Linked DNA regions of Homo sapiens: region 1 is linked to region 2. Evidence: chromatin contacts called from ENCODE Hi-C or POLR2A ChIA-PET data. All regions are on one chromosome and are shown on one strand. Each heading gives the region's core, a stretch centred on a gene start or an enhancer-like site at or near the end of the contact. The rest is flanking DNA. Distances are from core to core; before and after follow the strand shown.

Region 1 (4,550 bases), core at 309-2,808, 360 kb after region 2:
GTAGAAACAGGGTTTCACTATGTTGGCCAGGCTGGTCTCAGACTCCTAACCTCAAGTGATCTGCCCGCCTTGGACTCCCAAAGTGCTGTGATTACAGTATGAGCCACTGCAACAGGCCTCCTTTCAAGCTGTTTAATCGAACACCAACTGTGTGTTATGTATTAAGGGACAATGACCTTGTACCTTAATACAAGACGAGCGTGTAGTCCCCTGAACTACACGCTCGCCGAAGCCAAACAGACCTTGTTTGGGTCATTGTACCTTAATACATAACACACAATTGGCGTTCGATCAAACAGCGGACAACCACCTCTCAATGTCCATCTACCTGGCAAACTCCTAGTTATTCATTTAAACAATCTAGAGACGGGGTTGGGTACTGAACGTGACAGATGTGATACCTGCCCTGAGCAGCCGCACCACCTGGTGACTATCCATTATTCAAAGGCCAGCTCTGCTTCCTAACTTTAAACTTCTTTAGAGCAGGACTGGAATCCTGTTGCCTAAATGAACGAACATTGATAAACACTTGCCAATAACTAAAACTCAGAGGGATAATTCTTTTTGATTTCTGCTGCAGGCATCTGAAATGCACAAAACCTTGCTGGACCCACAGGGAGACGGCAAAGGGGGCTGGACAGTGCCTGTCCCATGGACTCCCATCCGGCCTCTATCACTTCCTCCCTAGAAAACACTAAAACAATCACGCTACTCCTGCTAATCTCCGTCATCAGTCTGCAAAACAACAGCAAAATCCCTGATCCAGAGCCCAGGGGGGAGGATCGAAAACCTCGTTGTTCTCCATTACAGTGGCACCCAGCAGCCGCTCTGTGCAGGGCCGTGGGAACAGCGGAACAGGGATCGTGTGGACCGAGCTGCTCCACTTCAAAGAATAAACGACCCGAAAGAAAGAGGTTTGTGGCAGAGCCCGGACTGGAATCCGAGAAAGGAAGCGCTCGATGGGACGGCCTGAGTGCCGGAGGGGACTCACGCTGCTGCTGCTCCAGCGCCAGCTTGCACTTGTAGTAACTGTAGAATTCGCCTCCGAAAAGAAACGAGAATTTGGGGTTGTCCTTCTGCTTCTCCATAGTCATCTTCTCAAACTCGGGCCCATTGCGAGCCACGAACTGGGCGAGCTTGTCGATGACATTTCGAAGCTCCTGGTCTGGAGGACGGAGAAAAGGCCACGCGGGGCGTCAGCGAGGACCGCCCAAAGCCGGGGGACTCGGCGCCCCAGCCCCCGTCCGCCTTGCCGGGGACCCCAAGGGGGTGGGCCCCGAAGAGGCCGCCCTTGTACGGGTCCCGATAGGGGCCACACGCTCGCCGGGAATGCGGGGACCCACGGGAGAGGCCGCAGGCGAAGCCGCGAGGCCGAGCCCCGCCCCCTCCCAGACCCGGGGACTCCGGGAGGCGGGGCCGGCCAATAGGAGGTTCCGGGGAGAGAGAAACGGTCTCTCGGCCGGTTTGGGTCTCACCATCGGGGGGCAGCGGCATCTCCATGGCTCCGGCCGCGGGGAACGTCCTCCGGCGCCACACGATCGACCACCAGCGCCGTCTGCGGAAGCCGGCCGGAAGTGGCGCGAGGGAGCCGTTTACGGCGGGCTTCTAGGGCCGCTTCCGCCCGCCACTTACGGCCGTCGCTGGGAAACTCCGGAAGTGAGAGCGGGAGGCAGGCGGGAAGAAGCCGCGCGATGCCTGGCGCGCGGGAGGGGCTAGCGACGCGCACGCGCAGAAGTTTCCTGACACTTTCGCAGAGTGGGTCCCCGTCGCGCGGCGCCGCGGAAAGGCTGGAACGGCGCGGGTGGGTGTTAGTCGAGACCGGGGGGCGCGGGGCGTGCCCCTTGGTCGGCGTCGCAGCCCGATGGGCTGGCTGGTTGCTACCTCCGGGCGACCAGGGGCCTGGGGACTTCGTGCCTGGGCCAGGGTCTCTTTCCTTTCGCGGGCACAGTGAGGAGACTGCGAGGTGAGGTGCGTCCGGGTGGATCCCGGGCTGCGGCGACTGTCACATTCTCCCCGGCCAGACCGGAGGTGGAGCAGAACTGGGGGCGACGAGCTTGACTGGGATTGCAGCTGGACGTATTTAGGTTCAAAACATCCTCCTCCTGGCTTTCTTCCGCTCCACTCTTTGGTCAGGAAGACTGGGGCGGGGTACCCCCCAACCCATGCCCTCAAATTGCTGGCCTAGAGGGCACAGCGCCTTTCTAAAAGCTGCAGTTGGGTTGCCTCTAAAATAATGAAGCTAACCCTTGCTAATTGTGGGGAAAAGATAGCCAGAAGCAGCAAATTTCTGCTGTGGACGTCCGATATAAACTGATCCTCTTGAGATGGTTAATGCTTAGTTGGCTATACCTGCCCCCCGCCCCCGCCGCTTTTTTTTCCTTTATCCGTTTTTTTTTTTCTTTTTTCTTGAGACAAGGTCTTGCTCTGTGGCCCACGCTGGAGTGCAGTGTCATGATCATAGCTCACTAGCCCTGAACTCCTGTGCTCAAGTAATCCTCCCGCCTCGGCCTCCCAAAGTGCTAGGATTATAGGCATGAGCTACTTTACCCAGCCTGTTTTTTTCTGTGCAAATAAATGCACATGTATTTTAGATTAGTTTCATTTTTATTGTTAACAGCATTTTTCCACCAGATGCTTATGGATTGACAACTCTACATCAAGTGTTGCTGTAGGCTAGGAATCAACAAAACTTTTTGTATAAAAGGGACAGAAAGCAAATATTTTAGACTCTGCAGGTCAGGAGGCAAGATCAAGGATTTTTTTTTTTCTAAATGTCCTCTAGTTCATATTTTCTCATGAAGATCGAGGATCTTAATTGTTTGGTTTTTTTTTTTTTTTGAGACACAGTCTTGCTCTCTCTCGCCCAAGCTGGAGTGCAGTGGTGTGATCTCGGTTCACTGCAACCTCTGCCTCCCGTGCTCAAGCAATTCTCCTGCCTCAGCCTCCAGGGGAGCTGGGACTACAGGTGCGCACCACCACGCCCGGCTAATTTTTGCATTTTTAGTAGAGATGGGGTTTCACCAGGTTGGCCATGCTGGTCTTGAACTCCTGACCTCACATGATCTGCCTGCCTTGGCCTCCCAGACTGCTGGGATTACAGGTGTGAGCCACCCTACCCAGCCTTATTTAGGTATTTCTATAACCAGAAAGAAAAGTTCATAAAATTTTTGTTGGTGAAAATCAAAATATGATAACTGAGTAGTTTCTTAAATACAAGTTGCTACAGTTTGAATGTTTGTTCCTAATCCCCAGTGAAACAGTATTAAGAGGTGGAGCCTTTAAGAGGTGATTGGGTTATGAGGTCGTGCCATTCATGTGTTAATGGATAAATAGGTTATCATGGGAGTGGGACTGGTTTGGAGCTTGCAGTGAGCTGAGATTGCACCACTGCACTCCAGCCTGGGCGACAGAGTGAGACTCCATCTCAAAAAAAAAAAATAAATAAAATAAATAAAATAAAATAAAAAGAGGAAGAAAGGCCAGGCTCAGTGGCTCATGCCTGTAATTCCAGCACCTTGGGAGGCCAAGGCACGCAGATCACCTGAGGTCAGGAGTTCGAGACCAGCCTGGCCAACATGGAGAAATCCCATCTCTACTAAAAATACAAAAATTAGCCGGGCATGGTGGCGGATGCCTGTAATCCCATCTACTTGGGAGGCTGAGGCACGAGAATCACTTGGACCCAGAAGGCAAAGGTTGAGGTGGAGGTTACAGTGAGCCAAAGTCGTGCCACTGCACTCCAGCCTGGGCAACAGAGCAGGACTCCGTTTCAAAAAAAAAAGGAAGAGAGACCTGAGCTTGCACACAGCCTGCTAGCCATGTGATGCCCTGTGCTACCTCAAGACTCTGCAGAGTCCCCACCAGCAAGAAGGCCCTTGATTTTGGATATCTCAGCCTCCAGAACTGTAAGAAATAAATTTCTCTTCTTTAAAAATTGCCCAGTCTCAGGTGTTCTTTTATAGCGATGCAAAATGGACTAAGACCCAAGTCTATTCATAAGAGTGGAATTCTTTTGGGGGATAACATTTCACTTAATTGGGGCTCCCAGTTGTATTTCCTGTCGTCAATTGATGGTACATGTTCACCTTTGAAAAACCTTCCTGGCTCACAAAAACAGGCGGCCAGTTGGATGTGGTTTATAGATACGGTCATGCACAACTCAGATCTCAGCTCTGCTCTCAGGGGACTCAGTCTATGGCGGGGAAGAGTCCCAAAATCAGTAAACAAATATATCATCTCAAAGGTGTTATTAAGAAGAGGATGCTGAGACTATGATACAAGGGAGGGTGAGGCCCAGGCTGATAGGGTTGTCAGGAAAGGCTCTCGAGGTGAGGTCTGCACTATGATCTGAACAAGGGGCCAGCTCTAAACACCCTAAACAGGCAGAGAGAACAGTGTGGGATCATACTGTTTATTTAAAAAATATTTTTTATTTTTTATTTTTTTTGAGATGGAGTTTCACTCTTGTTGCCCAGGCTGGAGTGCAATGGCGTGATCGCGGCTCACCACAGCCTCCGCCTCCCGGGTTCAAGCAATTCTCCTGCTTCAGC
Region 2 (4,236 bases), core at 749-3,248:
TGAGTTCCAGTTTCAACACATCTTCACAGATACTTGGTAGGCACAGCCTTTTTAAATTTTTCCCATAATAGTTTTTTTTTTTACTAGGTTTTTGATACAGAGGGAAATAGAGAAGAAACCAAAAATTCCGATAGTCCTCTGCTGACATTAAAAAGATATATTCAAGGGCCGGGCACGGTGGCTCACGCCTGTAATCCCAGCACTTTGGGAGGCTGAGGCAGGCGGATCACCTGAGTTCAGGAGTTCGAAACCAGCCTGGACAACATGGCAAAACCCTATCTCTACTAAAAATACAAAAATTAGCGGGGCATGGTGGTGGGCGCCTGTAATCCCAGCTACTCAGGAGGCTGAAGCAGGAGAATCTCTTGAACCTGGGAGGTGGAAGTTGCAGTGAGCCAAAATCGTGCCACTGCATTCCAGCCTGGGCAACAGAGCGAGACTCTGTCTCAAAAAAAAAAAAAAAGATATATGCATGTACACATCGTATGTAAGAAAACCGCACAGTACTGAAAGGATGAAAAGAAAGAAAGAAAGGGCCAGGGGTGGTGGCTCACGCCTGTAATTCTAATGCTTCAGGAGGACTGCTTGAGGACAGGAGTTTGAGACCAACCTGGACAACACAGCAATACCCTATCTCTATTGATTTTTTTTTTTTTTTTTTTTTTTTGAGACGGAGTCTTTGTCTGTTGACCAGGCTGGAGTGCAGTGGTGCGATTTTGGCTCACTGCAACCTCCGACTCCCGGGTTCAAGCGCTTCTCCTGCCTCAGCCTACCAAGTAGCTGAGACTACAAGCGCAGGCTACTATGCCCAGCTAATTTTTGCTTTTTGTGTTTTGTTTTGTTTTGTTTTAGTAGATACAGGGTTTCGCCATGTTGGCCACGCTGGTTTCCAACACCTGACCTCACGTGAACCGCCTACCTTGGTCTCCCAAAGTGCTGATTTAAATATATATGTACTTTTTTTTTGAGATGGAGTCTCTCTCTGTCGCCCAGGCTGGAGTGCAGTGGTGTGATTTCAGCTCACTGCAACCTCCGCCTCCCGGGTTCAAGCGATTCTCCTGCCTCAGCCTCCCGAGTAGCTGAGACTACAGGCGCCCGCCACCACGCCCAGGTAATTTTTTGTATTTTTAGTAGAGACGGGGTTTCACCGTGTTAGCCAGAATGGTCTCCATCTCCTGACCTCGTGATCCGCCCACCTCGTTTTCCCAAAGTGCTGGGATTACAGGCGTGAGCCACCGCGCCCGGCATAAAATAGATTTTTAATTGTTTTAACATACCACCAACCTTGTCACATGATATTGTCATTTACCTAAAGCTGAAAAATTAATGAATACTGATTAGGTTTACAAAATTAGGTTCAGCTATCCAGTGAACGCTCAAAATATGGCAATAAAAGAGAACGGGGGTGGTGGGGCGTGGCTCAGGCCTGTGATCCCTGCGCTTTGGAAGGCCGAAGCAGGAGGATCACTTGAACCCACGAGTTCGAGACCAGCCTGGACAACACAGCGAGACCCCATCTCGACAAAAAAATTTAAATGAAAATATTAGCCGCGCTCAGTGGCGCCCGTCTGCAGTCTGCTACTGGGGAGGCTGAGGCGGGAGGATCTCTTGAGCCCAAGGGTTCAAGGCTGCAGTGAGCCACGATCGCGCCACTCCACTCCAGCCTAGGTGACAGACCAAGATCGTGTCTCTAAAAAAGAAAAAAAAATCAAGGAGAGAGAACAGGTCACCCAAAAGTGCGCAAAACGCTCAAAAAGGGGTTGGGTTTCCAGCACCCTGTGTGAAGAATGGGAGACCGGAAGTGGGCGCCAAATTCGGAAGTGTGGCAGCAGATAGGAATCGAAGGGCACTCATTCGCTTGGCTCTCTGTCCCGCCCACTACCCGGAAGTGTGGCCCGGGTCCAGAACCAAGAGCGCATGCTCACCTTGTAGCTCAGCCAATCAAAGAGAAGCGAGGCGGCCATTCGGGCGGAAATAGTGTTTGCAAACAGGAAGTGTGGCACTCCAGCTACCGAAGCACTGGAGAGTGTCATGGAGGCCTACGAGCAGGTCCAAAAGGGACCCCTGAAGCTGAAAGGCGTCGCAGAGCTGGGAGTGACCAAGCGGTGAGGCCCGAGGGCCCGCGGGATTCCGTCTTCATCCCCCTTAGACCTTTTCTCGGGACCCCTGGCCCTGATCCTCCGACCCGCCGCCTCCTCATGTCTTTTTCCAGGAAGAAGAAAAAGAAGGACAAAGACAAAGCGAAACTCCTGGAAGCAATGGGAACGAGCAAAAAGAACGAGGAGGAGAAGCGGCGCGGCCTGGACAAGCGGACCCCGGCCCAGGCGGCCTTCGAGAAAATGCAGGAGAAGCGGGTGAGCAGAAGCAGAAGGCGGCGGGGAGGCGGGAACACCCGGCGCCGGGAGACTGGAAATTGGGGTCAGGGCTGGGACGCTCCGAGGGCAGGGGAGCGGTCAGAGGAGACCTTAATTACGGGGAGAGGATGCTGTACGTGAGTGAGAGAAGAGTCGCCCTCTGCCGGGGGAGCTCCAAGGATGAGAAGACCCCGCTGGCCCGAGTGGGCAGCAGAGGGGAGAGCTAGAACTGGCGTTGAAAGGAGGCCAGAGCTGGAGACCCGGGTTTGGATTCCAGTGCTGTGGCTTATTTGCCCTGCGACACTAGGCCAGTGACTTTCTTATTTCCGTGCCTCAAGTTTCCTCTTCTGTACGAGTCAGGGTAGTAACTTATTCTAAGAGGGTTGGGAACTTGAGAGGAAGTCATGAAAGTAAAAAGCAGTGCATACATGTTCAGTGGATGCCAGCTCTTGATATTAAATGGCCATGCTCGCCGCTCGAAGTCACCACAAAGTTTGTTTCCAAGACAACTTTGTTTGGCAGATTCAAACATGCTGTATTTTTTAAAAAATTAGTTATTTTTGGCGGGGTCAGAGCACTGCAGCCTCTGCCTCCGGGGTTCAAGCAATTCTCCTGCCTCAGCCTCCCGAGTAGCTGGGATTGCAGGCGCCCGCCACCACACCTGGCTAATTTTGGTATTTTTCGTAGAGATGCGGTTTCACCATGTTGGCCAGGCTGATCTCGAACTTCTGATCTCAAGTGATCCGCCCGCCTCAGCTTCCCAAAGTGCTGGGATTACAGGCGTGAGCCACCGCACCCAGTCTCAGCTGTTGATATTGAATGGCCATGCCCATGACGACTTTGTTTGTATTGTATTATAAGGCTCCGATAAATTATTTTTTCTTAACACCATAAATGTGTGCAGTGGAGAACAGAAGAGTTCACAGTAAGACAGAAACTGGGTCCATTATGCTGGGGAGAGGGAATAATCAGTGTAGGTCAGTGATTCTCACCTGGGGGTAGTCTCCACCCCCCTAAACTCCCACCCCGAAGCACATGTGGCAATGTCTGGAAACATTTTTGGTTCTCAACTGGGTTGGGGTGGGGACTACTGGCAACTAGTGGCTAGAGGCCAGGGATGACACCACACACCCTGCGATACACAGGACAGCCTGCCGCAGCAAAGAGTGATCCGGCTCCAAATGTCAGTAGCACTGAGGCTGAGAAACCCTAACCCTGGTCTAGGTGATTCTGTACGGTGACACTGGGGAAAATGGACCTTGGGGACAATTAACTCCTTACTCCCAGATCTAATTCAGGCATACAGAAAACACATGGATGCACTACCTCTGGCATGACAGACCTGAGTTTGACTCTGCCTCTACCACAAATTAGTGGTGTGACCCTGGGCAAGCCGGCTACCTATTACTTAAAGTAGCACTAAAGTCTGCCTCACAGGGTTGTGGTAAGGATTTAACAAGTCAGGCGGGCGGATCACGAAGTCAGGAGTTCAAGACCAGCCTGGCCAACATGGTGAAACCCTGTCTCTACTAAAAATACAAAAATTAGCCGGGCATGGTGGCACACACCTGTAATCCCAGCTACTTGGGAGGCTGAGGCAGGAGGATTGCTTGAACCAGTACCCGGGAGGCAGAGGTTGCAGCGAGCCGAGATCACGTCACTGCACTCCAGGCTGGCAACAGAGTGAGACTCCGTCTCAGTGAGACTCAGTCTGGCTCTGTCACCGAGGCTGGAATGCAGTGGCTCGATCTCGGCTCACTGCAACCTCCGCCTCCGGGGTTCAAGCGATTCTCCTGCCTCAGCCTCCTGAGTAGCTGGGATTACAGGCGCCTGCCACGACGCCCATCTAATTTTTTTGTATTTTTAGTAGAGATGGAGTTCC

What was found. Hi-C counts contacts between places; a loop is a spot of excess contacts on that map. ChIA-PET counts read pairs that join two places held with the same protein, here RNA polymerase II (POLR2A). Pooled maps may share reads with other maps.
Region 1: a loop to region 2 is called in a map of naive thymus-derived CD4-positive, alpha-beta T cell, with 17 times the contacts of the local background. The contact joins the promoter of CHERP here to the promoter of FAM32A in region 2. A Hi-C loop is called at or near these places in 2 of 168 maps with a recorded cell type or tissue (B cell and naive thymus-derived CD4-positive, alpha-beta T cell), 2 of 37 single-sample maps with no recorded cell type and 13 of 50 pooled maps. POLR2A ChIA-PET finds 5 or more read pairs at or near these places in 1 of 52 experiments (AG04449).

What each region holds. Positions count from the first base shown.
Region 1 is chr19:16,540,879-16,545,428 of GRCh38, forward strand. CHERP (calcium homeostasis endoplasmic reticulum protein) reads right to left here and starts at 1,559. Exons shown (of 17, transcript NM_006387.6): 1 at 1,476-1,559; 2 at 992-1,165. The coding sequence starts at 1,500. RefSeq lists silencers at 1,191-1,260, 1,271-1,460.
Region 2 is chr19:16,183,412-16,187,647 of GRCh38, forward strand. FAM32A (family with sequence similarity 32 member A) reads left to right here and starts at 1,999. Exons shown (of 4, transcript NM_014077.4): 1 at 1,999-2,105; 2 at 2,213-2,354. The coding sequence starts at 2,032. RefSeq lists enhancers at 1,006-1,641, 1,544-1,593.